Regions from separate parts of the Mus musculus genome. Here all the other regions are linked to region 4. Evidence: chromatin loops called from intact Hi-C (ENCODE). Cell type or tissue: left cerebral cortex. All regions are shown on one strand. Region 1 overlaps Cog5 (component of oligomeric golgi complex 5). Region 2 overlaps Cog5 (component of oligomeric golgi complex 5). Region 3 holds the start of Gpr22 (G protein-coupled receptor 22). Region 4 overlaps Cog5 (component of oligomeric golgi complex 5).

Region 1 (8,000 bases), 71 kb before region 4:
ATTTTGTTGTTATAAAACACTATGACCAAAAGCAACTTGGGGAGGAAAGGTTTATTTCATGTTAAACTTACTTTTAGGTAACAGTCCATCACTGAAGGAAGTCAGGGCAGGAGCTCCAGCAGGGAAGGAGCCTGGAGGCAAGAACTGAAGCAGAGGCCATGAAGTAATGCAGCTTCCTGCTTCCTGGCCTGCTCACTCGTGTTTCTCTCTCACGTTATCCAGGACTATTTCCCAGGGACCTTCTCATGCCCTACAGACTTACCTACAGGCCAACCCTATGGAAGCATTTTCTCAACTTGACTCTAGGACTCTATGGCAAACAGTCTAGTCATTGTCACATATTTTAAATAGTCTGCTCAGTCCAGTGTAACTTATAAAAATTGATAACTTTCCTAAAATTTTTAATCACAAATCTTCCTGGAAAGGCCTATTGTAAATGTGGATAATGGTTCCTTCTCACCTGTGCTGTATTTCCACTTCCTTGTTCCTACTCGGCTCTCCCTGGCTAATCAGAAGCCCATTCCCAGCAGGATACATCTTACAACACCCAAGTGCTTTCTTTCCCTCCAAGGCTGGTACTGTGTGAAAGTGGTAGAAAACAATTAACCTTATCATTAAACATAATATACTAAGGATTATTTATTTTTTGATCCAAAGTCTCATACATCTTGAAAACAAGAAGTTGGCACACACTGACTCTCATCTATCAAAGCAACTGCAATAACACAGTCCTCTCCAACTTTTAAGTTAGACACTGAATAAAGTTTGCAAGAGTTATTTCTAGACCCTGAACCATGAGGAAAGGAAGCAATCTGAACTTCGAGGTCACTCAGCTTTCTGCTTAGCTGTTCCAGACAGCCGTACAAAACTCAAGAAGCAAGGAGTTGCTCTCCTAACAATCAGGGTTCTCTAGAGTAACCAAATAATAGAATTAGTCTCTCTATATATAGAAAGGGGATTTATTGGAATGACTTACAGGCTGCAGTCCAGCTAATTCAACAATGGCTAGCTATGAATAGAAAGTCTAAGAAATTAGTAGTTGCTCAGTCTGAAAAGCTGTATGTATGTCTTAGCTGGTTTTCAATAAATGCTGGAGTCCTGAGGAAGCCGGCTCCCATGTCAGTGAAGGAACAAATATGCTAGCATGGGGAGGGACAGCAGGCAGAGAGCAAAAGCTTCCTTTTATGCCCTTCTATTGCCTTCTAGCAAAAGATTAAAGGTATGTCTTCCTCAACATCAAGATCAAAGGCATCTATCTTCCTGGCTTGAAGGTCCAGACTAGAAGTGGATTCACCCACTTCAAACCAAGCAAAAAGATCTCTCACTGGTGTGCCTTCCATTTCTGGACTGTAATTCATTCCAGATATAGTCCAATTGACAACAAAAGAATAGACGTCCCGCTGTGTTTGCTCAGTTGAGCCCAAGCACAACAAAATATGTCATCAACAATGTAGAATCACGTAGCCAGCATGTAATTCCAGTGTGCACACCTGGGAGAGACAGCAGAGTAGGATCCATCCCCAGAAAGAGCAGAGACATTGGAATAATCAATGAAAGAGTCAAGCAGGAGTTTAAAGCCCTTCTACAAGCATTTATATTTATATTTATTCAAGTGTTTCAGAGGCAAGTGAGTAAATCAACACTGTAAAGAAACTTATGATATCTAAAATTATTTCAATAAGTGAGAATGGTAGCAGATTTAACCCTAAAGGAGGGAAGGGCTTAAGGATTTAAAGACATAAACACCAACATTATTCCAAGTAAAGTCCGAGGAAGGAAAGCAAAGAACGCTTTGACTTTCTGCATTGTGGGACTTACATGCCAAAGTCTTAAAGCTGAGGGAGAAAAGGAACAAAGAATTGTTGAGAATATTCAAACCACCTGTGTTAGGAACTAAATAATGCTTGTGTCCCCACCACACACATGCAACTAATATATTGAACACAAATCTCCATTGTGACATTGGGACAGAGCTTGTTGTGTGACTTTTTCTGGGGAAAGTCACATTGACAGAGCAGTGAAAATCTTCATCCAAGTCCAGCTTGGTGAACCAGTGAACCAGGGCTACTTAGGCACGCATGAACAACTCAAGATGTACAACTCAGCAATCTCCTTGATGCCTCTTGCAAGCTGCAACATCAAGAAATCTCATGTCAGTCAACTTTACTATTAGGTGTGATAGGAATCGCCTGTGGGAAGGGGGTTCAGAAGTTTCTAATCCCCATTCCTTCCCTCCACTCACCCCACCCGATGGAAGTTAATGAGGTGAAAGTCCTCACAACTGCTCCAGTGTGGCCGAAGCAGCTACACCACAGCAATCTTATGGAAGAAATTAAGTTAAATAGCATCATGGAGTAGGGCCCTAATCTCATGCAATTTATATTTCCATACAAAAGAGACTAGTAAGAGCTTGCCTACTGTGAGACTCCCTGGGAAGCTGGTAGCCACCATCAAGCCAGAAAGAGGAAATGTACCCTGTCTGAATTTTTATTTTGGTTGCTGTAATCTAGCACTGTTGAATATTAGAATGTATTCTATCACTTTTTTTTTAAAACAAGTTCTTTAAGATACAGGGTTGTTATAGACATGATTCTTTTCCCTTAATGACTTTTGAACTTTTTTAACTTTTCATTTTATTTTGTATGTGTGGACTTTCTAATATAAGCATTTCATGGCATACATCTGGAGCTCCAAGAACAACTTTTGAAAGTTCATTTCCTCCTCCTTCTGTTGGTTCCTGGGATTGAACTCAGGTCACCAGTCACCTAGGGTGGGCGCTCTTACTCACTGAGCTATCACTGTCGTGATTTGTTTTAAATTTTTCTCAGTGTGATATATCTACTCCCAGAGCCTTTAGCATAATACAAATATCTTAAACTTTTTAAGTATAATGTTTTTATTCTTTGAAAGAAGTTTTAAGCTTATACAACTTAGATACCACTCTGTGGCTTTTACTCCTGCTCTTTTGTTAGATTGCCTTCCTTGTGTCTCAGACATTGTATTTTACCTGGCTTGGTGCTGGTGGCCTTTGCTGTCTTTAAGAGCTCTTGCTGTCTGCTTCAGACACAGATCGAACCTTCTGAGACTTATTTTAAGATCTATTAGCAAAGTTGGAGCAGTGATCAATCTAGGAATAATTCCTTCCTGATTCAGATGTAGAACTTTTGGCACCTTTCCACATCCCTGAGGTGCGCGCCATCAGGCTCCCAGCCAGGCTGTAAGGAACAGAGATTATTTCCAGCCCTGTGTGACTAACAGATTTTTCCCCTCTACTGTTTGGGGTGGCTGTTTATCCTCTAGGGCTGAAAATCACAACATGCTGGGATGAATTTTGCCACGTACTCTGGGTGGACCCTTTGCAGGTCTTTTGAGATAGTGTAGCTTTCCCCTCTCTGTACGTCCTTCCATAGTCTGTTGTGCAGGTCTGTTAACCCCATTCCTGTGCTGTGGCCTGGAAATTCCTTCCAAAAGAGTAAGCAGGAAGACTCTGTTTCTTGCCTTTCAGAGATCACGTCATTTGTTCTGTGATATAAAATGTCTTAGAAAAACCACTGTTTCAAAGATTGCATCCACTAACGTATGCAGTCATATAGGAGGGTCAGTTTGGCTCTTGTGTACCATCTTAACCAGTCAGAAGCTGAAGTCCCTAATCTAGTTTTATTACCACTTACCACCACCACTATTTAACCTTTATTAGATTTATTTATTTATGATGGTTGTGAGCCACTGTGTGGTTGCTGGGAATTGAACTCGGGACCTCTTTAAGAGCAGTTCGTGCTCTTAACAGCTGAGCCATCTTTCTAGCCCCCCTGTTGAGCCATCTTATCAGATTCCCTATGTAGTATAAAAGGTAGTGGTGCTATTGGTGGTGGGAGGTGTGTGTGGAGAGGGAGACAGAGACAGACAGACAGACAGACAGACAGACAGACAGAGATTTTGTTCATCTTTGTTTGCCTGTCTTACTTTCTTTACCCATTCTAGATCTCAGTACTGGCCATCCATCCATTCTGCTTTACCTCATTTTGTTCTCACTGAGTAACCAACCCTCTGAAGGCAGGACAGTGTCCCATTCAGAAGCTCAGATTCTGAAGCCTTTTCTTCCACGTTAGAGCTGGGTTCCCCTTGACCTTGAGCAGCTGCCTGGACTTTCCTCCTCTCCCTCGGCTGTGCGTCCACTCTTGCTCAGTCTCCTCTCCCTCGGCTGTGCGTCCACTCTTGCTCAGTCTCCTCCCCCTCGGCTGTGCATCCTCTCTTGCTCAGTCTCCTCTCCCTCGGCTGTGCATCCGCTCTTGCTCAGTCTCCTCCTCCTCGGCTGTGCGTCCTCTCTTGCTCAATCTGCTTTGGAGAAAGCTCTTACCAGCACCAGTGGTGCTTTGCTTTCTGCCTTGGAGTTCTGGTTTCTCCTTGAATGTAAACTTACATTTTCAGTCTAATCACAACCAATACAAGTCTTCCTCTTTAGTTACTGTTTATTCTCCTTTTGTCCTCTTCTCTCTTTCTCATGAGAGTGATTTCTACTTTTGTCTTCATTTCCATTCTGTCCATTTCCCAGCTAGGTGTAACTAACAGGTCTGACTATCTTCCACGATTTTATTGAAACTGTTCTCATTAAGGTTACCAGTGACCTACTTCTTAATTGTGAAATTCAGGGTATGTTTTTCAGTTCTTACCTCTTGGGGCCATCTGTTTGTGAGTCAAAGAAGCTACTGAGAGGACATATAATTATTTTAGGCAGAGATTCTCATTAATATTTCACATTTAGAGTAGTCTGTATCTTCTGATATCATTATTACTTTAATAACTTCCTTGGGGAGAATTCCAAAGTAAGTCGTTTGTCAAGCATCTTCCATGTTTTAGCGTGCATGGTCCCTGTAGTGTGCTGTAGAGCTTCTTCACATTCTAGGCAAGCCTTGTTAAGGAATGGAGCCATCTGCAGAGTTGAAGATTACAGGCAATGTAACAGATTGTCTTAAGTAATATTTTGGCAGAATGTATCTAAGGGGAATTTTCCTAGGAACATGCTCTTACTGATTATGCATGTTCATGCTTGGCAAAAATAGTCTACTAGAAAGTATAGTTCTTGGGTTTGAACAAACAATAAAATTAAATTTAGTTTATTCAAAAGTAAAATGCTAAACCTGTAACTATGAAGATAAAATTATTTAATATAGCAAGTCCTTTTCATTATCTGTGGGTCGTGATTAGTTGCAAAATATGGTTTCTAAGCCTTTTGTCTATTCTTTTCTCTTGTAGTTTCCAGATAAAAATATTGACTCAGCAAACTATTGGTATGATCTATATTTTTTTTAAAGATTTATTTATTTATTATATGTAAGTACACTGCAGCTGTCTTCAGACACTCCAGAAGAGGACATCAGATCTTGTTACAGATGGTTGTGAGCCACCATGTGGTTGCTGGGATTTGAACTCTGGACCTTCGGAAGAGCAGTCGGGTGCTCTTACCCACTGAGCCATCTCACCAGCCCCATGATCTATATTTTTAAGTTTCAACAGAAACAAGCAAAGTGAACATACTTTTTTTTTCTCATTTGAGACTTTCCAGAATTTTTCATCATAAAAAATGTTTCATTATTCTCCATAGCCCATATTAATAATTTATCTGCTGTGTCTAATTACCACCACCACATGAATATTTGCCCCATAAAACAAGGAGTGCTCTTCATGAAAGTGGCATCTCCAATGGCTAGTGAATCACATGACCCACAGCAGAGATTTAGTAAATAGGACCTGGCAGACAGAAATAAGAGGGAAGGGATGACGGAAGATGCTGTGTCCTTTCATGAAAACTTAGTATTTAAAAATGGTAGGGGGTTGGTGTAGAGGTGGCTCAGTGGTTAACAGTATTGGCTGCTATTCCAAGGTTTGACTCCTAGTTTATGTTATATCCAGGTTTAGTGGTATATACCTTTAATCCCAGTACCCAGGAAGCAGAAGCAAGTAGGTTTCTGTGAGGGAAACTTGGTCTACATAGTGAGTTCCAGGCCAGTCAGTGCCACAAAGTAAGACCCTGTCACAAAGAAAAGAAAGAAAAAGGGAAAAACAAACAACAAATGTTATGAGACTTAGAACAAATAAGGTAGCTAATAAATATGACTGCTTTCTTTTTGGTCTTTTTTAATATTAGAACATTTGGAAGGCATAGGTGAGACGATCAGAAGTTTTGGCCACCCTGAACCACACTTCACCTTGTCTTAAACAACAGTGCAAACAAACATTATGGCAATGAAGCTAAATGATTCATTTTTCTCAGTTTAGCGGGGAGTAATTGGGTTGGCTTTTTTGTTTGTTTGTTTTTTGGTGTATGTTCATTGTGCATGGTCCTGTGTTGCATGTGAACATATATCTAAGCACAGAATGCATTTTGAGCACATTCCCCTTACCCTCTTCCTTTCCCACCTGCCTCTACTTAGTCCTCCTTTACTCCTTTAGGCAGGTTCACGTCACTTCTACTTTGATATCCTATGTATGTGCAGGACTTTATATAGACAATTTACTTCTTAAAAGTTGAGGTCACATACACTTCACAGTGTAAGACTAACCTCATTTTTATGTAAAATGAATTTTAGAGGTTTTTTTCCTTTCAATCCAAACAATTTACCTTAGGTTTTTGGTTGTTGTTTCGTTTTGTTTTATTGGTGTGTGTGTATGTGTGGTTCTAGGGGGCAAGTGCTAACACATCTCCAAACCTTGGCTTTTTGTTTGTTGGTTTGCCTTTGAGACAGGTTTCCACTATAGAGCCCAGACTGGCCTGAAACTGCATGCTGGCTGATCTCCGTGCATACATTTCTAGAGTGCTAGGGTTGTAGTGTAGGCCACTGTGCTTGGCCTCTCTGCATAGTTCTACTGAGCCAGTAAAGCACCATTTACCTGACATGATGGCATACACCTGAGATTCTGGCATTCAGGAGGAAGATTAGGAGTTAGAGACTAGCTTCAGTAACTTAGGGTGTTCCAGCAACAGCAAGTGACCCCCGATGTCAGAGTCATAACAGTAACAATGACAATGAAAGCACCATCCTGAGCACCATATATACATGGAAGAGGAAATTGGCAGCCTTTGCAAGATGACGCTAATTGGTGTGAGGGCATGAGAAGGGCTTATGTGACCTAGAAAAAAGTAAATCAAGCCAGGGCTTAGATTTGACAGAATACTTTTATTTAATTATGGTATTTTTTCATTTTAATTTTTTATTAAATATTTTCTTTATTTACATTAAAAATGTTATCCCCTTTCCCGGTTTCCCTCCCCCCTGTAAACACCCTATCCCATCCTCCTTCCCTCTGCTTCTATGAGGGTGCTCCTCCACCTCCCCACCTACTCCCACCTCCCCACCCTCGATTCCTCTGTACAGGGGCATCAGTAGAGCCTTCATAGGACCAAGGACCTCTCCTCCCATTGATGCATGGCAAGGCCATCCTCTGCTGCATATGCAGCTGGAGCCATGTGTACTCCTTTGTTGATGGCTTCGTCCCTGGGAGTTCTGGGGGACCTGGTTGGTTGATATTGCTATTCTTTCTATGGGGCTGCCAACTCCTTCAGTTCTTACTCTAATTCCTTTATTGGAGACCCCACACTCAGTCCAGTGGTTGGCTGTGAACATTTGCCTCTGTATTTGTAAGGCTCTGGGAGAGCCTCTCAGGAGACAGCCATATCAGGCTCCTTTCAGCATGCACTTCTTAGCATCCACAATAGTGTCTGGGTTTGGTGTCTGTATATGGGATTAATCCACAGGTGGGACAGTCTCTGTGTGGCTTTTCCTTCAGTCTCTGCTCAACACTTTATCTCCATATTTGCTCCTGTGAGTATTTTGTTCTCCTTCTAAGAAGGGCTGAGGCACCTACACTTTGATCTTCCTTCTTATTGAGCTTCATGTGGTCTATGTATTGTATCCTGGTTATTTGGAGCTTTTGGGCTAATGTCAGTGGCTTTTGGGCTCACTTATCAGTGAGTGTATACCATGTATGTTCTTTTGTGATTG
Region 2 (8,000 bases), 170 kb before region 4:
GAGGTCTGGGAACTGTTACTGAGGAAGTAGTTGAGGGTGTCTGGAAACTGCTGCTGATCCATTGTCCTTGCTGCAGCCTGGTGGCTGGGACATTCCATTACCTGGGCGTGAATGCTGGAGCCTGGGGTTTTTTCTATTAGTAATTGACTTGCTGGGCTTGCCCAGTTTTTATGCCTAACCTCCCTAACTGCCTATTTGAAATCTGTCCTGTAATCAGCCTATCCTCAACCAAAGCAATGTAGGGAAGAAAGAAGTTATCTGGCCTACATTTTCACATCTCTGTTCATCATTGAAGGAAATTAGGACAGGAACCCGAATGCAGAAGCTAATGCAGAGGCCATGGAGGAGTTTTGCTTAATGGCTTGCTCCCCATGGCTTGCTCAACCCTTTTCTTATCAAACCTAGGACCACAAGCCCAGGAATGGTACCACTCACAAAGGTCTGGGCCCTCCCCATCAATCACTAGTTAAGAAAATACACTACAGCTGGGTCTTCTGGAGACAATTTCTAAATTGAGATTCCTTCCTTTCAGATGATTCTAGCCTGCATCAAGCTGATATAAAAGTAGTCTGTACACCCCAGAATCCAAATTAGTGCTTTCTATATGCAAATAGCTGTGGGACTGCCCATGGGAGCATGGTCAATCTACCAGGGTTCTCATCCTAAAAGAAAACTGCTTCTTCCTTTGCAGCTATCAGCTGTTGTAGTTCCTTAGTTTGAGGTGTGGGTTTGTGTTGTGTTAACTTTTCCCAGGAAGATACAACACACATATGTCTACTCATCCCAGAAAGGGACCTGTGACAGACTACAGTGTGGATGCCACAAAGTCTAACTTGGTGAACCAGTGAATTTTATTGGAGTTACTTACAAGACTATTGGTGAAGGGTTTCATAGAGAAGTGAAATGACTCAAAGATAGTTGTGTCATCAAAGCCCATCCTAGCATGGTGACAGTTTACAAAAGCTGGAAACTTGTGGCTCAATTTATCGGAGCCTTTTCTAGGTAACATAGCTGTCTGTTTCTTCCTGGCCGCTGCCCTTGTCTGAGTCTTTTCATCTTGGCTTATCTGTTAGGTTTTAGGGATTTCCTGAAGCTAATTTAAGTTGTTTACTTCCTGTCTTTCTTTTTCTTTTGTTAATTCCAACTTTTTATTGACCAGAAAAAACCATATGCAACATAGAGCATAAAAAAGCAAATAATGCTAATAGATTTGGATTACCATACATTTCCTTCATTTTGATTCTTTTTGATTGAAGTCTTGAGGAATAGTTATGCTATATACTAACTTCCTGTCTTAATGGTGTTTCCTGCAGCATGGAATGTCTTACCTCCCCCTAGGGCATTGTGCTTAATCTTCTTGTAAATATTCTGTCCTAAAATATCCCAGTTTTTTCACATTCTGTTTACATCCTAAGTTTCCTTCCTAACCTGGGTGGAAACTGCCATACATGCTTGTCTATCTGTCCTTCATCCATATTGAATTGACTAGGTCAATCTTGTGCAGATAACCACAGCCACTATGAGTTCCTGAGGGATTTTTGAATATGGATATTCTTATTCCTCCACTTTCCCATTTTTTTAGACGATATCATGACTGGAGAAAGTATTACACATGTGGATTTATGTCTTTTCAAATTTATTCTCTTCAAGCTCTAGTAAATTTATTCTCCCCAATAGGAAATATTATGTAGATGAGGAACTTTTCCTGTAAAGGGCCAATATAAATCATTTTGATTTAGTGAGCCATATACAAATATATCATCTTTTTCCCCCCATTTAAAAATAGAAGACCACAGAATAAGACTGTTTTCTGGGCACACCAAGGTTATTGTACACATGAAGCGACAGCCTTTGAGACTACTTACAGAAGATCTGCAGGAGATCAAACAGGCTAGAATCCCAGCCTGGAGGGCAGAGGGCCTCCTAGTTGAGCTATTTGCAACTGCCACTTAAAGGGAGGGAAAGTAGGTTTTCTTCTGGGAAGCAGCATAATGCTGTAGTGCAGGATCTTGCATCTAGAGAGGGCATTAAGTGGTCTTGGTGGGCTCAAAAACAGAGCACAGTAAATTAGGAGAGGGAAGAGGTAGGGGATAGGGAGGGAATTAGAGAGGCCTTCAATGGGTAGTGCAGTGGATCAAAATATGTTACAAATAGCTATGGAAAGCATAACAACAACAAACAATCTTAGCTTTGAGAGTTCACAGGCTTTAATGTTGTGATCAGCACCAGGTTGTTCGTTGATGCTCCATCTTTTTATTTTTAAATATAATTTGTTTATATTTACATCTTCACAGAGTAAAAATCTGAATTCCCAAATTCTTAGACATTTTCTCTCTCTCTCTCTCTCTCTCTCTCTCTCTCTCTCTCTCTCTCTCTCTCTCTCATGTGTTAAAAAAAAAACCACACACCCCCCACATAACCCTGGTAGTCTTGAAGCTTGTAATGTAGATCAGATCAGGCTGCCTCACCAATGCTGGGAGAATAGACAGCTATCTGCCACCGTATTGATACTTCCTATATATTTCACCTAGCAGCACATTGTGTCCTTAGTTACTCGTCCATCTCTTACTTTTTTTGTTTTGTTTTGTTTTTGTTTTTTTAACTTAGGCACAGACAGACTCTGGATTCAGCTTGCTTTGTTCTCCACAACGTCATTCATTCTTTGTTCCGTTGTGCTCTTGCATGCATTATCTTCACCTCATACTGTTGTACTCTGTCAAACATGTGCAGAGTTCTTACTTCCTGGTGACTTAGAACTTGTTCTTATGCCATCCCATATTTTCATAAAACAGCATCACCAGTGAGGAAGACAAAAACAAACTACAACTCTTTGTCTAAAATAATTGTATTGTAATTTAATTGTAAAGTAGAAAAATGATTTTTAAGCTGTAATAAAGACCATGGTTATCAAGTATTCCTATGGCGAATACTCATTTTTTAATGTGTCTTTTGCCCGTTTTTCTTGTTCATAATGTTTTCCTCACTGACAACATATAAGAACTAATGAATTAGAACTTTTTAAATAAAAATAATCTACAGTAGGGAAAAAGGCAGCTTTCAGAAAGGCAGAGTGTCAAGAATGGGCTTTTTTCAGAGGAGGGCTAGGCACTTTGGCAGGGCTCACCTCACATCTGCTGACACAGTCCTTTTCCAAAGCAGCCCAGCTGTTTCTCTGATCATGCACTTCCTTCTCTCTGTAGTTTTGTATTGATGTTTTGGTTTGTCTTGGGGTATAAAACAACAACAACAACAACTAAAAGAATTTCATTATTTTCCTTGTCATTATAGATATTTAAAAATTCTCAATTCTAAAGGCAGTAGATCTTTTAAATATAGATTATCTGTTTGCATATCAACATATACAAAATCTTAAAGAATAAGATTACTTATGAAGACTAAAGATGCTTGAAAAAAACCCAGCATGTTCTTACAACAATTTGTTCTAGTCTTTTTTTCCTGTAACACAGTTATTCCTCCCCCGCTCCCCACACAACAGATTTGTACTGTAAGAATAGCATCATGGTGCAGCCTGTGACTCCCAGAGGTAAAACACACAGTACTAAATTTCCATCTGTAGATTTTAATTTTCATATTTCATGTCATGTTGAAGTCAAATTTGAAATCATTTTAAGCTTTCAAAGACTGAATCTGTTAATTTGTTTTCTGAACATAGCATACTAGTTAACATACTAGTTAGTAACTTACTCTGTAATCAGGTTAGACATTTTACTACATACAATTCATCCTTGATCATACCTATTTAACCATATAACTATTACTTGGGAGTTACTTTGTGCTTTTAATTAATTGCTTAATTGTATCTTACTTGATCAGCTTTAAGATGATTGTTTAATTTTTATGTGGAGACAAACTCTTGCTATTTATGCGTTCCTGGTAAGCCTGGAACTTACTTTGTAGACCATTTTGGTCTCAAACTTGTACCCTCCTCCCTCTGCCTCTAGAGTACTGGGATTATGTAATGCCACTACCATCATGAACAATAGCAAGGCTACCATCAAGTTCACCATTGGTACAGACACCCACACTACTAGCACTTTCATTAATGTCATTCAGCTCATCTTCTGTTGCTTTAATAAAACTTATGAGGCAGGACTATTTATAAAGAGTATAAATTTATTTGGGTCCAGTTCTGGAGGCTAGCAAGTCCAAGAACAAGACATGTCCTGGGCATCCAGTGAGGACCTTCTTATCACATCATGGCACAGTAAGACTTGTAGTAGCTTGCTCCTCCTTCTCCTCTCCCTTCTCCTCTTCCTCCCCCACTTCCTCTTCTTCCTCCTCTAGTTGAGGCAGAGGCTCATAATATAACTTAAGCTGATTTCAAACTTAATATGAATACAAAGTTAGTCTTGAATTCATGCTCCAAATCCCAACTGTCAAGACTACCCCTGTGTCTCCCTATACCCGGCAGATCCCTTACTCTTCTTACTACATTGCAGTGCCACCATGTGGCTTCATTTTACAGACATTGTCTAACCCTAATCACCATCACCTCCCAAAGGCCCTGCATTCAAATCCACTGACGGGAGTTTTTTTTTTTTGTTTTTGTTTTTGTTTTTGTTTTTTTTTTTTTAGAATTAAGCCTCAGTGTTTTAACTTGCAGGGGAGGAGGTATCTAAGCCATAGTGGTCACAAGCTAAGAAAAGCAGATATCACCAACACCTTCTAAAACGTTGCAAATATCTGTGAGTACAGAGCTTCATTAAGATCATTTGTATCAACAACATCTTTACCATTCTCTCTACCACCATCCACTGTGTTTTGCTACCCTAATCTGGGTACCACTTAAACACCAGCTCACCATTGCATCTACTCAATTTTTTTCCTCTCTTTTGAAAAAGTAAAAGTTGCAGTTAGTGAATATTACATCTATTTGAGTATATTGTTAAAACTAGTTTTGAATTGGCATATTTAGGTATGTAAGCATAATTCAGAATATTCACATTTTAATGATGGTATTCATGAACTGAAAGAATTAGTGATATAATAGTTTATTTAATACTTTGAAGTACATTCATGATATTACCAATGAATTTAAGAATAGTTAACTTGGAATAAACTTTATTGGTATATAATAGCTATGTCAATTACTCCACCTATTGAATCAAAGAATAAAAATTTATGATATATTATGTTTTTGGATATGTGGTATAGCAGGGATATCTCAGATGTGTTAAAAATATAATTGGTGCACTAACTTTAGAAATTGTTACCTGAGGAAATGACGGTGTGAAAACATCAGGTGACTTAATGTTGGAGGTTTTGACTATTTTTGACTTTTGTCTTAGAAGATCCTTGATTTGTAGTGATTTATTGGCTGTGGCAAGAACGTGGAATACATTTTGTTGTTACTGATGTTCAGGAAGGGGTCATTTAGGTAATGTGTGACTATAATCCTGCTCCTCCATCTCTTTTAGTCCTCAGGTCCTTGTTGTTGATACTGTATGCAGTAACTCTGAAGACTCATGAAAGTTGGGGAATTCTTGCACTTCCTATTACTTAAGTTTTTGCAAATACTCTATTAGTATAAGATATTTAGGTCTTATTTTCAACTATAATTCTTCTGTGTTGTGAAATGTGACTGTTTGGTAAATTAAGTGGTAGGGAATCACCACAGAGATGTCTGACTGTGTGGTTAGACCTTTAACCACTACTCAGTAGAGTCTGTGTGTTTCACTGTGTGTAAGGCAACACTGAAAGTAAGGAGTTTGTAGTTTGGTTAGACAGAGAAACTTACATTGATGGCAAATATTAAATATAATGCAAAGGGTTGAAATATTATGAAGTGGCTCAAGGAGGACAACTTAATGTGGCAGGACATGATCAGAGATGTAACATAGGACGTAGATACGCTGAGATGTGAATGGTATTCTGGTATTGGGCGGCTAAGGAGATAGCTGTTTGTCCAGATTTGTGAAAATGTGCCAGAGAGTGTTTTGTTTTAGAAGAAATTAGAGCTAGGAACAAGGGGAATGAGGGGGAATGTTGAAGAGATGGTCTGGAGAGCCATGCTCTAGATTTTGAACTTGACAGGAGAAGAAAGATGGCCTCATTAAAGAGAGTGATGATCAGATTTATAGTTAGAAAGACTGCTCTGACAGCAGTGCCAAGTGGGTTGGAGATTTAGAAGCATCATTAGAGACAGTGAAGCACAGCCTGCCAGGCAGTGGTGTGTGAGCAGCTGGCAGTGTTGAGAACTAAGGGAGGAGCGTCCAGGATGAGACAGGGTTACTGGGAAAAGTATGGCCGACTTAGCAGAATCAGGCCCTGAGTTCCAGCTCAATAAGGGATGATTGGGTGTTCCCCGAGACGTGATAGGTTTCAGATGTGTATTGGATGCCTAAGCTCTAAGTTCTTCTCCTATACGTGAGAATTTGGAGTCCAGTAAATAGACGAGAAGAGACAGCTATGAAAGCTATCTTCATCCCTGTAAGGTGAAAACAGTGATCACTCTGATCTCTGCAGTACTCAGTGAATGAGCATAGGGGGAGGTGGCAGAGGTGCCTGGGGGCAGCAGCTAGGAAGGTGTGATGTGGAAGTCAAGAAAAGATGATGGCCGGCTTTGCCATATATTATGAGAGAATAGAAAAAGGAGGATTGTAAAGTAGGTTTAGGATTTTAGGAAGCAACTTTCTTTTTTAATCTCAGCAAAATAGCAGCTGAAATACCGTTGCTGAGATAATACGTTATGCATTTGGATGGGAGGGGCAAAGAGGAAGATATGCAATAGTAAAATTCATTTAAGAAAAAGTACTCTTGACAGTAAAATCATAATGTTGATTCTTAAAATGTGATAAAAGCAAACTAGATTTTAAGAGAAAAGGAAATAGGTGCCGTATAGTATGAATGTGAAACAACTGAGCTTCAGTGCAAGCTCCACCAGAGTCTAGGGCTTCCATCTGCTGGGTAATAGCTTGTGAGTGAGATAATACAGAAAGATGCTTATTAGCATTTTCTCTTGTATGGGTGCTGAATGTATAGATCTCCAGTGTTTTGTATATCTTGTTTATAAGTGCATATACTGGAAATGATTTGAGCATAGTTTCCCCCTTTGTGTATACATTATTTATTATATAACAAATTAAAAAGTTTAAAACAAGCATTTATTACATTGCACTTTTAAAAAATACTAGTTCTTTGATAGTTTCATTCAAGATATTTTCATCATATTCACCTGTCCTCTCCCAACTCTTCTTTGATTCCCTTCCCTATCCACCCAACATGTGGTTTTGTGTGTGTGAGAATTTAATCATATGAATATTTATTTCTACGGTAAGGAAAACCTCATTTTCATCTCTGAGACACCAGACACTGGCCACTGTCTAGGTGGGAGGAGCAGTAAGCTGCCCTGACAGTCACCCAAGAAAACAAGGGAGAGCAGGGTGGGTCCACCCAACTTTTAAAGACATTCTTTAAGACTTGATTGTGCTGTGAGATGCTCTCATGCTGTGGTCTTACACTGAGAGTGGTTGACTTATCTGGCTACACTTTTGAGAAAATGATCTCTTCTTCTCCCAACAGCTACTAGTTGCCAGTAGTTTCTCAGCTACAGGTGGGAATGTGTGCTTAGCTTTTCTCTTTTTGCTGGGATTTGGTCTAGCTTGGGCTTCCACAGGGTTTGTGTATGTTGTCATACTAGCTGCGAGCTGTGTACAGCTGCCCTGCTGTGTCCATAGGATACTGCTTCCTTGTTTTTGCAGGTATAGTAGGAATAATAGTTGCCCCATGAACACCTGTGAACACTTATTTCCTGAAACCTGTGAGCATGATATATTAAAAAAGAAACTTTGAAGTGAGATTACAGTTACAGACTTTAGGATAAGACGGCTATCTGTGTGGGCTCAGCCTAATATATGAGCCCTTAAACATGGGACTCATTTCAGCAGACATCAGAAGGAATGAGTCAGAGAGATGAGGCAAAGGATGTTCAGAGATTCAAAGTGTGAGATGGAGTAGTGGGCTGTGAGCCAAGGAATGTG
Region 3 (8,000 bases), 190 kb before region 4:
GTACTTTTTACAGTGCATAGCTAAATAGTTGCATTGTGCAGGGTAACATTCTGCTTTCTTATGGTTCCCTACGTGGCCCTGCTTAATTCTTCACTTTCTTAATGCCAGTTGTCTTTTAGTTAGTTAGGAAAGCCTGTTGCTTGTAACTGTAACTGCCTGTCCCAGCTTTTGACTCTTTCCTGGGCTGCTGCCAATCATTTTGGCCCTCTCTAGCCCGGCAAAGAGTCAACATATTACACTCCTATAGGATGTTGGTGATTCTGGAGGCTTGTCCCTCTTACTGCCTCTCCTCTCCTCTCCTCTCCTCTCCTCTCCTCTCCTCTCCTCTCCTCTCCTCTCCTCTCCTCTCCTCTCCTCTCCTCTCCTCTCCTCTCCTCTCCTCTCCTCTCCTCTCTTCTCTTTTCTTCTTCTCTTCTTCTTCTCCAGATATTGTTTGTTTTAAGTCAGTAGATATAACTTTGATGTCCAATGAACAAATAGCAGCTTACAGGGTGAAGTTACAATGTTTGCTATTTTTTTCCCCCTAATTCAGAAGGTCAGGATGCTTGAAAACTATTAGGCTAACAGGGCAGAAAAATTAGCTTCTATACTAAAGTCTTTAGAATGCTTATGAACCTCATGATTAAAAATACTGAAAGCACAGTGAATGGGTTTCATAACACGAACTCTACAAGCAGTCTAGTTTTTAAAATCAAGACTTTATAAATCTAGGTGTTAGTATTTTAACTTATGCTTGGAAGTCCAAGTACAAAATGCATTAAAAGTTCTAATTAACAGTTAGGATATATTGTAGGCCAAATGTTTACATTCAGTGAAAAAATTCTTAACACCATTAAGTTTTAATTTTAGGTTTCAAAAATAAATTTTATTTGATTATGCTACAATTTATCAAACTGTAGCATTTTTTAAAATTTCATAAAGCAGAAGAAAGGTAGGCCTTTGCCAAGTTTTGACACTCTAGTATTATAATCAAAATAAATCAATTTAATTTTCCAGAAACCTTAGTGATTTCAAGCTGCAGTATCACATTCATTCCCCCAGGGACGAGGCAGGTCAGTGAGGTTGATTAGATGAGTCTCACCATTGTGTAAAAAGTGATGCATATTAACTTGTTTAACATGATCTTTTAAATTTAAAAAGTATGTTACTTCATTTAGTTCATATAGTATTTAAAATATAGAATAATTATTGTCAAGCTATCTCGTTATATATAGCAGGTACTTACCTATTTTAAATAAGCTGTTGCTAAGTTTTGGTATTACTATGCATTGCCAGATTATTATAACAAGTAAGAAATTCTTGTTTGCTATGAAAATAGCAATCTATAATTACAATCTATAATTACAATGAATAATAATTTTCCAATAAGAATTGAGGATTTAAGAGAATAATGTCTAAGTTACATGGTGGAGGAACAGAAATGTGACACAATTTATTATTAGTTTAATCTCCTAGAGACTGGAGACAGAGCTGCTGTATTTTGAAGGCTTGGAAGGAATGTTGTATAAATTCTGCCTCACATAAGTTGCTATGTATCCAAAATTAGAAACATCTGGCTGTGTTAGGCTTTTCTACAGTGACAGAAATGGTTCTCATCTTCTTCTCAGTCTCCCTATTTGTGTGGTTAACGTCTTGTATACAAAATAGTGTAGAGTTAAGTGAAAAATTTCTTTATTGCAGGCTTTTAAGACCAGTCTTTTCTTTTAGCCTAGGACATTTGCTGTAGAATCAGGCCAAATGAGGAAGGAGGAATAAGGCTGGTGTTACTGTGGCTTTCTTCCCTCCCTTTATTGTTGGTTCCTTTGTATAGTAGGCATATTACCCTTGTAATAGAATTCAGTCTCTTCTTTTTATAGTAAACTTGAATTTTAAAGTTTCCCTATTTTTGTGTGCATATATAGGATTTATTTATTCATTGACTTATGGTTTTGAAATACTAATATAGTCTACATTTTCTACATTCAAAAGAAATAAGGTTTATATATAGTTCATTATTTCATTGTTAAAATATTATAACAAGTTGGTCATTATCAGAAACATAGCATAGTGGTACAGAAAATCTTGCTTTGATTTTTTTGAGCCTATAATTTTTTTGTGTTAAATACTTTATGCAACTTGTCACCATATAAATATATCTGTAGTTCGTGGCTTAGAAATAATAGACCTCATACATTGTTTTTAAAAACGTAGATACCTGTGTCAGTTACATTTTAAAGTTATACACTCTTTTAAGGCTACATATTTATTCTTTAGAAAATATGACTTACATGGATATCTTCTGATGGACATAATATTGACAAAATATACACATGATATTACTTTTTAACAAACTGCCATGCAACAAATACATTAAATAATGAAGAAATTGAGTATATATATATGACCTAATCTAATTGACATTCACATTGAAAATTTACAACATAACCAATACCTAGAATGTTTTCTCTAACATTTGGCAGTAATTTCATTTTTACAATTTAAATTTAAAACTCTTCTGAATGTATTTGGTGGCGCTGAGACTTCTCTCTAGTCTGTGACAACCTGAGGTACTAAACATTTCTCTCTTATTTCACTGTCTTCATAGGTAACCTTTTTGTTTCTTTTAGGATCTATCCATGAGTTGTGTATTACAGCGTTATTAGGCATGGGATCAGCTTCAACTATGGAAACAACTCGCTTTTTCATCTTACTCTTTAAGACCTTTTGAAACTTTTGTCTGGTGAATGCATACAAGAGAGGGTGGAATATCGTTGTTCCATAAGCCATGACTAGAAAACACAATCTTAATTTTACTAAAAGGTCACTTGGGCCTAAACATAGAATGGTGGTATTTAAAACAGAAATTGGTGTCCAACAGAGAAGAAATGTAGAAATAATCAATAACGACATTTTGAAGACTCTTTTCTGCCGTTCTCGTCGTTCCCGGTGGCGTTTCACGGCTCGCCGGAGGGCAATTATTACAGAAACTGAAGTTCTCACACCAAACACGACATTCCTCCCACCACTGCTTTGTGACATGTCTGTGGTCTCATGTGTAGCTAGAGAGATTGTCTTTTTCTTTCGGGCTTTCTTCTTCTGTCCTGTTGAGAATCTAGTGCCTATGCGGATGTTAAGAGCCTGGAGTATCTTAGTGTATGTGATCAACATGACTATAACTGTGAAGAAGAAGATGGGGATCTGCACCAAAAGGTGATAGTACATCCCGAGCTCAGTATAGTATTCACTTGTACTGACACACAGCAGTGTCTTGTTTGCCCATGTATTTCCACTTTGAAGACTGAAAAAATTTACTTCAATGAAGGGAATCAGGAATGAGAAGAAAGAAAAAATCCAAATGGATGTCATTAGCATTACAGCTCTGCCCATTGTCAGAATTCTGTTTGCAGGTTTTACAGAGATGTCATATCTGTCCAGAGTAATAGCAAAAACGTTGATTGCTGTCGAAACACTTGCAAAGGAAACACAAGCTTCGTGGAAACAGCAGATGAGAGCAGTGTTACTCTCCAGTGAGAGCAGAAGGATCACTATAGTTAGAGGAATGCATCCCACACAAATTATGACATCAAGTACATGGAGGTTCATTGTAATAATGTTACTGACAGAGTTGATTAAGTTGGATTTCATGCAGTAAAGTACCAGGACGGTAAGGTTGCTGCCAAGCCCCAGCACGATCTCTAACATGAGAAATCCAGTGAGAGACACTTGAAAGCTTAGTGGGTATGACAGTGGTTGGTACATATTGGTGTCGATGTCATCAATGTCATCTCGCACCGTGACGTTTGATTCAGACTGCATGTTGATTTCCAGAACAGGAGAAAAACACATTCTTTTGGAGCAGTTGGTGTTTTGCCTAGAAAATCAAATAGGATATTTGATGTTTGGCAGTTTAGTGATATATATGCAAGACATGATATTCTTTGTAAACAACAAAATATCTGTTTATCATGTTCTTAGTTTAATTTTTTTATTTAGTAAACTGCTGATTCAAAATGTAGAATTGGGAAACATCAGGGCTACCTTGTTTTTGGTGTAAAGGGAAATTGTTCTATTTTTGAAGAAATAACCATATGGGGATTGTTCCTCTCTAGTGCAGATTACTATCGGTGCAATAAGGGTTTACTTCCTTGGGAATAGCTAAGAATTAATTTTTCAGAGAAAGTCCTTCTGAATAAGATGATTTCTCAGAGTGCAAACCTAATTCTGGTCCAGTGCTTTAAGATTTCATTTAAAACCGTGTTGTGAGTGGATGCAATGTAAATGCTATCTCAGTGTGCTCTAGCATGATTAGTGTAGGTGTAATTATCCCTGTGAGATTTTAAATGAAGGGACAAGTGTTCATTTGAAAGGATAAATGCCACACAGCACTAATTTGTTCTCCCTGTCTTACCACTGCCCTAGCGACTCTAGCTGATTCTCTGAGATGCCAACAGTGTGAACTTTGGGGTTACTTCCAGAGAAAGGGGCAAATGATGGGCATTTTGTTTGTCATGGCAAGTATGCCCACTACATTTTACAGTAGACTTACAGAAATTGGGGGGGGGGTTCATTATGCTAAAGTAAAAAGCCACAAGCTTAGTAAAAAGTAGTCCTGTGGCTGATTTATTTTGTGACCACACCCTCTTGTGTGTTGTAGAAAGAGGAAATTAAAATTTCATGTGTATTAAGAAGTAGATGCTTTTGAAGTGGTTTTAAAGACTGTATTCAGTTCTTTTGCTTAAATAATTTGTGGGGTAGAAAAATGAAATTCTAAAAAATATTCTGAAGTCCATTTTTGAGGAAGCTTTTAAGTTATACATTACTTGTGAAATATTTTGTTCACATCAGCCAGTGAATAATTTTGAAAAAAAGTTCTGAAATAAACAGGTTTGACTAATTCATGCAAATATATATTTTAGGAGTTTAGTCATTTATAAAAATGATATCTGATTTTCTGGCCTGAAATGTCTGCAATGAGGTTACTCAGCTTAACATATGAATTCATACATCCAAGTATATTTCACATTTCAGGTATAACATTTTAACAGCAAAATACTTCATTTTGAAGTATAAAAATTAATGGTTTTCAAAATTCACAATGACATTTAAATTGATGTTACCTTTGACAACCTTATGCATGTTATTCATATTTCAGAAACATATGACAGTAATTTCATTTTAATGGGTATTACCAGGCACATATTTATATAAAATGGCTCAGCTTACTGAAATCCTGTGAAAATGGGCAATTCTAAGAGAACTAAATTTTCTGAACTGGAAGACTGAACATCAGGTCTTTGTTTTGTCACATCACATTTATAATTAAATAAAGCACACTTGTCAAGTACAACAGCAATGATAGAAAACATGCATTTTCTTCTGTGGGGCTCCATGCATCCTCTGACCTACCTGTTTACTGTTGCTTTATGGGCCTTTGGGCTCACCATGGTAGTTTTCCACAAATTGATACATGATGTCATTGACAATTCTGACATGAATTTTTTTTTCCTGGTAACAGTGGAGTAGCTGTGTTTTATTTCATGTTTTGTAGGAATTCATTCATTTGCTATTTGAGTACTTGAGTTGTATGATGAGATTTAGTTGGCTAATGGATATCTAAAGAACAGCACATAATTTTCAGGCAAATGAAACTTCATCAAATGATAGAAATTGCATTTTCTTTTTGAAGAAATAAAAGATTGTATCTCTTTATTTTCCAGAATATGTGAAAATAGAAAAGGAAACATCCCGTCTCTAGCTTCTAAAATGCATTTAGATATCCATTTGTTTTCAGGCTCTGTCTGCAGCAGGTCTCATTGTTTGGAAATGATTTCTTGATCACATAATTTGCTTTATATTATAAATCCAGTACACGCTCTTTTGATAAAAACCATCTGCTATTTAATTCGGTTTGTTCTCATTAGAAGAGGATGCATAATTGGTCATAAAGCTCAGATGGAAAACTCTATTAGTCATACCAATTGATATGAATATCTAAATAGTGCAGAAAAACCTTTGCTAAAGCTTTGTTTTGCTTGCTGGCACATCATGACATTCTCCTTTTTGAAGTTTTTGCTTCACTGTTTCTTGCACAATCAATAGTGTCCATAATTCTGCTATATTAAAGTGTGAGATCTTCCTTTTAAAACGCTCACCAGTTGGTCTTCAGGCTTTTACAGTTCTATTTTTTTCTTTTCGTGGTTAGTCTATGTAGCATCGTCTTGGGATGCTGTCAGCTTGTTCCGTTCCAGCACAGCTAATCTGAGGCTTTAACTCCTTAGTGTCTTAAAATCATGTGTTACAAGAATATCTGGTAGTCTGTGGTTCAGAGGCTAGCGAGCCTCTCAGTCAGTTGCAGTCTTCAAATTGTCAGTTGTGTATACTGAATTAGGTGTGGGCCCTTGTGAAAAAGGCAAAAAATGATTAAGGACTAGGTATCCTAATAATTTTGAATTAATCACAAGTTACTTTGGTTAGAGAAATTAATCCATGTAGCATTTGTTCTCAAAATAAGCAAACTGTATTGCTGTAGGCATAGCTATAGTCATAAAATGAAGCTTCTTCAAATAAAATCTCCTTTTCAAAATAGAAATAATACTATGTTACCTGATTGAGCCGCAGAATTAGCATTGAAATATAAACATGAGAAAAACTGTAATTCTGAAATATTCCTCTTCTCTCTTAGAAGCGATTTTGAATGTTCAGAGATTATGAACAGTTAGTATTCAGTAAACATACTACCACGTCCCCCTGGGTAATAAATTTAACATTTCCCGCATGCTGGGAAATATTGCAGCTTGTTTAATTATTAGCACATAGCTTGAACTTTAACTCATTAAACCAGATTCTGTGATAAGACACTATAAATTTCTTTTGATGAATTGCTCATGTGGGTGAAATGTAAATGGTAGTAAAAAAAAATCTTAACTGCATATTAAATAATTTTCAGTAAGCATGCCTAATTATAATCTTAACATAAAACAGCCAGAGAGTCAACTAGCTTCTTATAAGAAATATGAATGTTCTTTTAGCACTTGAGAAAGGCTGTATTATTGACATTAAGAATATTTGGTATATCCGAAGAGACTTAAGAGCTGCTGTTTTTGGAGTTCATTGTAGAGAACAGAACAGAATGGTTTTTTTTAACAGTGCACCCTAAAAATTACATTAAAATACATCATGTGTTAAAAGAAACCAATTTAAAAATTACCTATTTACCAATAAGTAGAAGGAAAACAATCAAACTCTTAAAAATTTAGGCTAAAAATTCCAAAGTAATTTTATTCCACTGTGCTGTTTCAAAAGCACCTATATACTATAATAAGGAACACATCTTACCTCTGCTAAAGAGCTGACGAGTTCCTGATGTAGTTGAAGCATTTCCAGTTTTGATTGATTCATTCTGTTGATTTGAAAGTACAAGGGCTGGGGGAAAAGGGTTATAAAAATCTCTTCCAAGCGACCTTAATGGAAATGTATCTACTGTGCCATTGTTTCAGCAGCCCTGCTAATGTATAGAATATGTAGTGCTGCTTCGGCTGCAGCAGCCTCTCACTCTTCCTACTGTGGAGTCAATAAGCATCTGAAAATGCGTAATGAAAGTAATTTAGCATACTGAAGGCTTCTTGTCTCCTGAGACAGCATTCGGATCCAGGCTTTCTGAAAAGGAAGGGCACTGCTCTGGAGAGGGAAGCCTGCTCCGAGCAGCTTTTGCAGAGTGACAGCCTACCTTGTCGCTTCTCCCCACTGCAGAGAGATGCAGTGCATTCACTAATTTTGATTGGCCAGTTGTATTGGCTTAAACTGCTTCATATGTATGGCAGGGGTGTTCCCCCCCCTCCCCAATGGCTTTATATAAGGATGCTGTTTTAAAAGCCTAAGTTTTTTTAACTGGTTGTTTGTTGCTCTTAAATAGAATATGAGTAAATTAGTCTTTTAAAAATGTGTATTTGGTTCTGGCTTATTGATTCCCAATGCCAAACATTAAGAACATAGTTTTTTTCTTTTTTGTTGTGTTTCTGCTT
Region 4 (8,000 bases):
ATGTCACTATGTTTACTGCCTCTTCAGTAAATAAACAAATGGATATGAAAATATTTTATTTTTGCACTTAGCACTCTCTTTTGGTACGCACCTGAATGAAAATAGGCCATGTAGTGACCTGAATCTGGTGAAGACAAATCCCATATGGTGCTCGCCATCAGGACCCAAAGCGGCTCTGCTCAGGCAGCACACAGCACCCTGCCAAGACACTGAGCCTGAGCACGCTGTACCGTGGACCTGGTGGGGAGCCTCCGTCATTAGGACAGCCTTTCATACTCTGGAGCTTCCCCTAGTTCTGTCTTCTTCTGGAGGTGGGAGACCTCTTATTATAGCTGCCATTGCTTTGCTGTGAAGGTTATCAAGTTCACGTTGCTCTCTGTCTCAGAGACTTCAGTCATGGCTGGTGTTCATCTCTAGACCATTTCCATTTCCTCTGCATCACTCTCAGAAGTTGGAAACATCTCCCTTGCTTTTTGGACAAAACTCAGCATTATATAGTCAATGATCTCATCTATTAGCTAGGATCAGGTGATTTCTAATTTTGGTATAACCCCTCCTCCCTATAAATATTTCATATTCTTTGAATATATTCTTTAAAGGGCAGTTGTAAACATTTATAAGTTATAAATAGTATATCATGAAGCACAGCTGGTATCATCTACTTTTCCAAATTAAAGCCTTTCTAAACCTCATCTGGAGGAGAAAAACTGCATACTGCATATTGTTACACAACCGTCCCTCTGTCACCGTGCTGCCATCGGACTGATGTGACCAACTGCAAGAGCAGGGGCTGCCACCAAGCATGTTCTGCCCTTGAGAAGTATAAAATGTCATCTCAGAATCTATTATTGACACATTCACTTACCAGGCAAAACATAGGAATGGACGGAGAGCTGGAAGCTGCGTCAGACATTGAAAGGCCAGCGTGTGATTCATCTCAGACAGATAGCTGTGTTTTATTCTTCATAATCTTTTAAGTAAAAGCATGCTAAAATCCGTAAGTAATCTTCACAGGATCTAAACACAAATTTAAGAATACAACTTAAACATTGTTTTATTTTCTTTAATACTTAGCAAAACAAAACAAAATTGGTGCTTTTATATCACTAATAGGAAAAATAAATTGCACAGGATTGAAATAGTAACCAGGGGCAAAATATATTTGTAGCTTTGTGCATCAATGCTGAAATTTTTTTCCCTTTTATAGGGCATCAAGCAGCTCAGGAAAACCTGATGTTCCTTGTTCCCTGTACATGAAAGAGCTACAAGGTTTCATTGCCAGAGTTATGAATGACTACTTTAAACACTTTGAATGCTTGGATTTTGTTTTTGACAACACTGAAGCTATTGCCCAAAGAGCCATTGAACTTTTTATCCGCAATGCCAGTCTCATAAGACCTCTTGGTGAAGGTGGGAAACTGCGACTTGCTGCTGATTTTGCACAGGTAAATTGATGCATTGTTCCAAGGGAACTAATGTTTGAGCCTCACTGTTATGTATTAAGTAAACATCAGTGTCTTAACTATTCATGTAGCTAAAGAGAAAAGAAAACCCACCTGAAACTAATTCACTACAAAAAAGAGTTTTAAAATATTGTACCAAATACTATTTTGTTTTTCTTTCTTTCTTTCTTTCTCTTTCTTTCTTTCTTTCTTTCTTTCTTCCTTTCTTTCTTTCTTTCTTTCTTTCTTTCTTTCTTTCTTTCTTTCTTTCTTTCTTTCTTTCTCTCTCTCTCTCTCTCTCTCTCTCTCTCTCTCTTTCTTTCTTTCTTTCTCTCTTTCTTTTTTTCTTTTTTTTAATTTCTGGAAGCTTTTAATTTATTCCCTCCCAAAAGACCAACTGCAATCAAAGGGGGTGAAAGGTCAAGATCTTATTGTCTTCATAACAAAATTGGCTTAAAACTGGATCACTTGGCCCTTTCTCTTCTTGTCGCTTCCCAGTTCAAAATGCTTGCATCTCTTAACAGCCAGCATCCTCTTAGATCTGCAGTTGGGCTCAACACACTCCAGTCTCAGCACAATCTTCTTTGTAGTTTTAGCCTTTTTGCGGAAAATAGGCTTGGTCTGCCCACCGTAGCCACTCTGTTTCCTGTCATAGCGCCGCTTTCCCTGGGCATACAAAGAACCCTGCCCTTCTTGTACTGTGTCACCTTGTGGGGTGGGTGCTTCCCACATTTCTTGCAGAATATCCAGCAGGTCTTAGGCACATTCACTATGTTCAAAGGAGCGCTATCAGCTCACACACACACACACACACACACACACACAAATGCTGTTTTTCTTTTTAACAAAATTAAAAATCATCTTTGATTGTTCAAGATTAAGGCAAAGTATCTTATGTCACAATAAAGCAACACTTTGTATTATTTCTATTTTCTCATCTCCCTAAAGCCAATAATAATCATTGGTTTACTTGGCTCAAAATAATGTACGCAATGAGCTGATGTTGTAAACAGCAGGAATGGAGCCATGGAGCCGCGTGCTATCCTGAGAAGAACAACCCTAGCCCGGATAGTGAGCAGTGAGCGTCTGTGTTCAGTGAGAGACAGGCAGGGTGCCTGAAGATACTGCCTGATTATATGGGTTCTTCACTAAGTGCAGTACTGTTTTGCCCCTGTGGCTAGCCTTAAAATTACCTGCAACTACCCGAGTCTTCCTCCTACCCCTTCAGGAATCAGAAGCAGAGAAAAGGCCCTAAGCACCCAGTGTCTTCAGAAGCAGATGACTCAGGGGTGAATCCAGTTCTTAACCCTTTCAAAGCTGTTAGCTTTACTAATCTCAGTAGTCATTCATGGGAGTCTCCATTGCAGTCTGCCCGGTCGTCCTTGGACATACAGATAATTACTCCTGTCAGCACTGAGTCCCTGTGTGTCTGAGAGCATGCCCTGGGCCTCCTGCTCAGGGTCATGGCTGCCAGGTGCTCCCACCCTGCAGCATACTTAAGGCCCAAACCTGGCTTTCAAAAGCTCCTTGCTTGTAATTGATCAAGCAGTTATTTTCATTCCGCAAATGAGGCTGTGAAACTACACAAAATAAACCTTCCTTTGGAAAAGATACCTTTAATAGGTACATGTGAGAAAAGAAATTAAATGCTCCCATTCAAATGGTTTAACCTTGTCCATTTTTGTCACCTTCCTTCTCTCTGAATAATGACTTATGGAGGCAGTTGTGTCCGTGTGTCCAAGGACCTGTCTTACTCCTTAAAAATATCTCTGATAGGTCTGTCTCCTGGCCCTCTCCTAGGTTTTGTTTGTCTCCTCTCCTCCTCCTCTGCGGCTCCCTCCCCCACCAGCTTATTTGCATTCTTCTCCAGCTGGTCCTTGAGTCACTTTCCTGGAGGCAGCACTTCAAGTCCAATTAGAATGGCAGCTGAGCAGGAGATGGCCAGAGTGAGTGCCATAGGAGAGGGAGGCTTGCTTATTGTAATGATGTGTTCTCTTGAAAGATGGCAGCCCCCCACTGCAGCTAACCCTGGCTCACAGTGCACAGCCTCCAGTGGTGGGGTGAGCTGCAGCACTCAGAATTGTATCTCCATCCCCCACCCCCTTTCTTTTTAAAGACATAGTACCTTCTGAAGCCATTTCCTCCTCAGGATAAATGAAACTCTGTTACTTATGTTTGACAGATTCTTGTGTTTAGAAATGGTGTTTTCTCTGTGCTGAGTGGACTTTATAGCAGTGCTGTAGGGTTTAGTTGTGGAGGCTCAGCCCCTGCACCTACCCTTGGTTTGCTGCTCCACAGTGTGACCCAGTTTAACAAGATCCTACCATTCCTCTTAGCCTGGCTCAGGAAAGACACGTTGAAGCGTGGCGTTTGCGTCCAGTAGTATTAGCAAACCCTTCCCGGGTGTTAGGTCAGAATCAGGACTCCACTGTTTTTCTAATTAAACTTTGAACTGGGGTTTTGATTTCACTAGATCAAAACTGTAATTGTGTGTGAACCCCAGCTTTCAGAGTCCCGTTTGGTTGGAAATGTTTTGTCTGGATTAGTCAAAACTCTCAAATAACATTTCCCTGAAATGTGTCTGCTTCACAGGCAGCCATTGGGGACCAGAGCCTTTTAACTGGCGAGTAACTGAAAGGTCTGTCGATTTGTAATCACAATTAAACCAGGCCACTGAGGTTACTGGGCTCCAAAGCACAGGGTTCTCTGTGTCTTTGCAAAGGGTTCCTGTGATGAAAGTCCCTGCTGTTTGGCTGAAAGCAGAGCTCAAGAAAAGGCCAACAGAAGGAATTTGGGTAGATTTTGACATGAAGTTTAGCAGTAAAGACAATAAGTGAAGCGTCATAAGGACTCTTGAAACAATCCTGACCTCCACAGGGCGCCAGTGCAGAGAAAAGGTAGTTGCAGGCTGCCATCTGGAGGGCTCTTACTGAGGGAAGTGCGCGGCATAGGTCCCCTAAGAATTAGGTCATGAGCATGAGGTGGCTTCCTACAGGTAATTAATTTCCTGCTGGGACCACATTGCCTCTTTGTCTACACTAATCACACAGCAGTTCAAAAAGCCCTGAGCTTGTCCACGCCCGCAGGGTTCTGCCTAGTCCCACTCAGGGCAGACATGCCCACTGTCTGCTGAAGCGCCATCCCCCTGTGCCTCACTCAGCTCTCTTTTTTCCTCCGAGGAAAAGAACAGATATTGAAGTTGGAATTAAATCCTTTACTGATGCTCCTAGCAGTTTCTATTCATACATTTTCTGGTGCCCTTTAAGGATACATTTTTATCTTTCCCACACTGCCTCAAAAGTGTGAGTTAGGAAGGAAAGCAAACCACTGTTGGTTCTGACTCCTCTTGCCTTTTTTCTCTTGTCCATTGTCAGTGTACGAACACCCCTGAAACATGTAGGTGTGTCCGGTGGCTGACCACGTGCCTGGTGGGTACTGAGTAGCAGCCAGGTGGGGCAGCAGCCCAGAGGCCTACCACCGTGTGTCCATCTGTAACCCCGCAGACTCCTCCAGCACAGAACTCCGCCTTCAAGCATGGACTTCAGTGTTTAAAGGGAAATGACTTTTCAGTCCCTCGGGGGTCATTATAGATTAAAAATTTATCTGAAAGATTTAGCCTTTGAAATCTGTCTGTGTCATCACAGAGCTCACAGTCATTTGAGGCGATAATCTTTCATACAGGAACTTTTCCATAGCTATTTAATTGTTTTAACATTTAGTCTTACTCCAGGCTAGGTCAAAGGCTGTTTGGGTTGATCTTTGAATGAATCACAAGGGTAATAGGAAGAAAAAGATGACCAAAATATGTCATAGAAATTACATCACAGAATATGTGCTTGGAAACCCGTATATGCACACCACAGTTATTGGTGGGATAGACTTAGCCAATCAGAAGCTTGTGCCGATTACGTAGTTACTTGTGTTCAGTGCAGAGCAACTGTTCGATTCTGATGGAGACCAGAACTCCCAACAAGGCCCGAAGACTAGCCCATCAGCCCTGACCTGGGTTTGAGAACAGTGGTCCCCAGCTGTTCTTATCTTGTCAGCAAGAACACTGGCATTTTCTTCTTTAAATTTTTATTTCTTTAGCCTTTGTATTTTAGAGTTTTCTAATCATGTAAGATTTTCCCCTTAAGACTTAGTGTTTATTCTGAATGTTGGTGTTTATTTTGAGTCTTTAGTACCAGAAGATTGGCACTGACCTAACACAAAAGCATCACAAGGAGGCTGCCCTGCGCGTCTCAGAACCCGCTGCAGGCCTCTCGGTGTGCTCTCATGGCCTAGTAACAAGTCTGTGGACTTCTGTATGCGTACTGTATCTATTTCAGCAGTACAACTAACATTTAACAACATTATAAAGCTATTTGGGCATGGATATTTGTGTGTTCATGTACACATTTATACATGGTCTATGATCTTGTTGAATAGTTACATTAAAAAAAAACCCTCACTAAATATGAGAATTCTTAAAAGAGAGACAATCTCCTTCTAATTCCCTGCCTCATGCTCACATATAACGTGGCACCTGGCTGTGAGTCGGGAGTAGAACTTGCTGCCCAAATGACGATTGATTAAGCGTCTGGGGCCCCCATTGGCAAGGAGTGTTGAGTGCTGTTTCATGAGGGCGCTGATCCAGTGACTTGCTTCCCTGTGTGTTTCTTAAATAAAGACACTGCACTATTGGGGAATAATTTGCCCTCAGCCGCTTTCTAACCTTGTCTTTATATGGAGCACATTTTTAGTGAGCTTGGAGGACCAGTTTCCTCTGTGTACCAGAAATGGCAAACAATTTGCCTGAGCATGCGGTAGATAAAGAACCAGGAGCCATTAATGTCAAGTAGAGTTTCCAGTCAAAGCAGGAAAATAAAAGGAAGTGAAACCAACATTTGCTAATTTCTTGCATGGGGACAGATTATATTAATTATAATTAATAATATATTAATTATATTAATAGTTTAAATAAGAAAAAATTAAATACTGATAATTTTAGAACTTTTAAAGACCTATTTTGTTTTCGTTTTATGTGTTTGAGCATTTGCCTTCATGTATATATATGCTCCATCTGCGTGTCTGCGGAAGGAACACAGAAGGGGTCACCAGATCCCTGGCAGTGGAGTTACAAGCAGTTGTGAGCCACCATGTGGGTGCTGAGAACTAAACCCTGCTCCTCTTCAAGAGTCCTTAACCCCTGAGCCATGTGTCAGCACCAGCTTAGCACTGAGTACTTCTGTGTCATGCAAGCAGAGTCTATACATGTAGCTTCTGTAATTATACCAAGCACGTATTATCATCTCCACCTGACTTACGACTGAGCTAAGACTAGGTCACCTTATAGTGACTATAGTTTAGAATTCTGCCACTTACATGGCACTGAAATCTTGAGAGCTAAACTTTATAGTCACTTGGACCATACTGACTGGTAAGAATCGTCATTGGTTCTACTGACTTTGGAGACTTGCAGTGCCTATATAGAATACAGAGCATAGTCTAGAAAGCTTTTTTTCTCGATATTTCAACTAAGACAGTGTCTTAGATAGGGTTTCACTGCTGTGAACAGACACCATGACCAAGGTAAGTCTTATAAAGGACAACATATATTTGGAGCTAGCTTACAGGTTCAGAGGTTCAGTCATTATCTTCACTGTGGGAAGCATGGCAGCATCCAGGCAGGCATGGTGCAGGCGGAGCTGAGAGTTCTACAACTTCATCTGAAGGCGGCTAGTGGAAGACTGGCATCTAGGCAGCTAGGATGAGAGTCTTAAAGCACACACCCACAGTGACACATCTACTCCAAGGCCACACCTACTCCAACAAGATCACAGGTTTTATTTATTTATTTTTTTTTATTTTTTTTTATAAAGAATTTAGACTGACCAATTCAGAGTCTGCCATTTATTTATTTATTTATTTATTTATTTATTTATTTATTTATTTTTTCGAGACAGGGTTTCTCTGTGTAGCCCTGGCTGTCCTGGAACTCACTTTGTAGACCAGGCTGGCCTCGAACTCAGAAATCCGCCTGCCTCTGCCTCCCAAGTGCTGGGATTAAAGGTGTGCGCCACCACGCCCGGCGATCACAGGTTTTAATAGTGCCACTCCCTGGGCCAACCATATTCAAACCATCACAGACAGAATTTGAACTACTTCTCTTACTTAGCAACATCAAAATATCTCATCTTGGGCCTCTTTAGTAAGAAATGTAAACGTCATTAAAGTCTTTACCTTTTAATAAACGTAAGTGGCTTCCTGAACTTGTTTCATAGCAGTTAACATTAAGTTTATAAAGATCACAACTTCTCTGGATTGAGGTAAAGTCATGGCTAATCTGTGAGTTGATTGGCTTGCAAATGTCCTAGGAGCTCAGTAAAGCACAGGAGGGTTTCTAGAGAGGGTTTCCTGAGGGAGGAGCCTGCCCTGAGCTAGGTCCAGCCATCCTCAGCTGGGCTGGAGCTGAGAGGGAAGGAAGCATGCCAGCAGCACCGGCATTCTCTGTTTGCTGGCCACCACCTGATGAGCTGTTCTGCCCCTCCGTGCCTTCATGATGGACTGAACCTCAGA

Evidence for each region. Peaks named below come from ENCODE experiments on the same cell type or tissue, not always from the same donor. Only the 100,000 strongest peaks of a DNase experiment are listed, where the experiment ranks them.
Region 1: a loop joins it to region 4, with 2.2 times the contacts of the local background. A loop is called at or near these places in 2 of 42 quality-filtered maps.
Region 2: a loop joins it to region 4, with 2.0 times the contacts of the local background. A loop is called at or near these places in 2 of 42 quality-filtered maps.
Region 3: it touches region 4 in a loop (2.4-fold over the local background); 3 of 42 quality-filtered maps call a loop at or near these places.

What each region holds. Positions count from the first base shown.
Region 1 is chr12:31,821,800-31,829,799 of GRCm38, forward strand. All of the region lies in intron 11 of Cog5 (component of oligomeric golgi complex 5), which reads left to right. Among named protein-coding and RNA genes, the nearest start is that of Gpr22, 110 kb to the left of the region's middle. In left cerebral cortex, no CTCF peak of the experiment used is centred here; DNase peaks (open chromatin) are centred at 3,312, 4,272 and 4,923; H3K4me3 peaks cover 893 bases; H3K27ac peaks cover 1,888 bases.
Region 2 is chr12:31,726,830-31,734,829 of GRCm38, forward strand. The region is part of intron 6 of Cog5 (component of oligomeric golgi complex 5); the gene reads left to right. Among named protein-coding and RNA genes, the nearest start is that of Gpr22, 17 kb to the left of the region's middle. In left cerebral cortex, no CTCF peak of the experiment used is centred here; DNase peaks (open chromatin) are centred at 3,490, 6,233 and 7,978; H3K27ac peaks cover 982 bases.
Region 3 is chr12:31,706,186-31,714,185 of GRCm38, forward strand. The region is part of intron 6 of Cog5 (component of oligomeric golgi complex 5); the gene reads left to right. Gpr22 (G protein-coupled receptor 22) reads right to left here and starts at 7,698. Exons shown (of 3, transcript NM_175191.5): 1 at 7,315-7,698; 2 at 5,386-6,376; 3 at 682-3,850. The coding sequence starts at 3,825. The coding sequence ends at 2,527. In left cerebral cortex, a CTCF peak has its summit at 1,063; DNase peaks (open chromatin) are centred at 3,285, 3,541, 3,672, 6,214 and 1 more place; H3K4me3 peaks cover 5,415 bases; H3K27ac peaks cover 4,000 bases.
Region 4 is chr12:31,892,764-31,900,763 of GRCm38, forward strand. Cog5 (component of oligomeric golgi complex 5) reads left to right here. Exons shown (of 23, transcript NM_001163126.1): 18 at 1,208-1,445. It also overlaps the pseudogene Gm35666. Among named protein-coding and RNA genes, the nearest start is that of Hbp1, 53 kb to the right of the region's middle. In left cerebral cortex, a CTCF peak has its summit at 4,350 (motif pointing left); DNase peaks (open chromatin) are centred at 233, 803, 2,895, 3,314 and 3 more places; H3K27ac peaks cover 2,926 bases.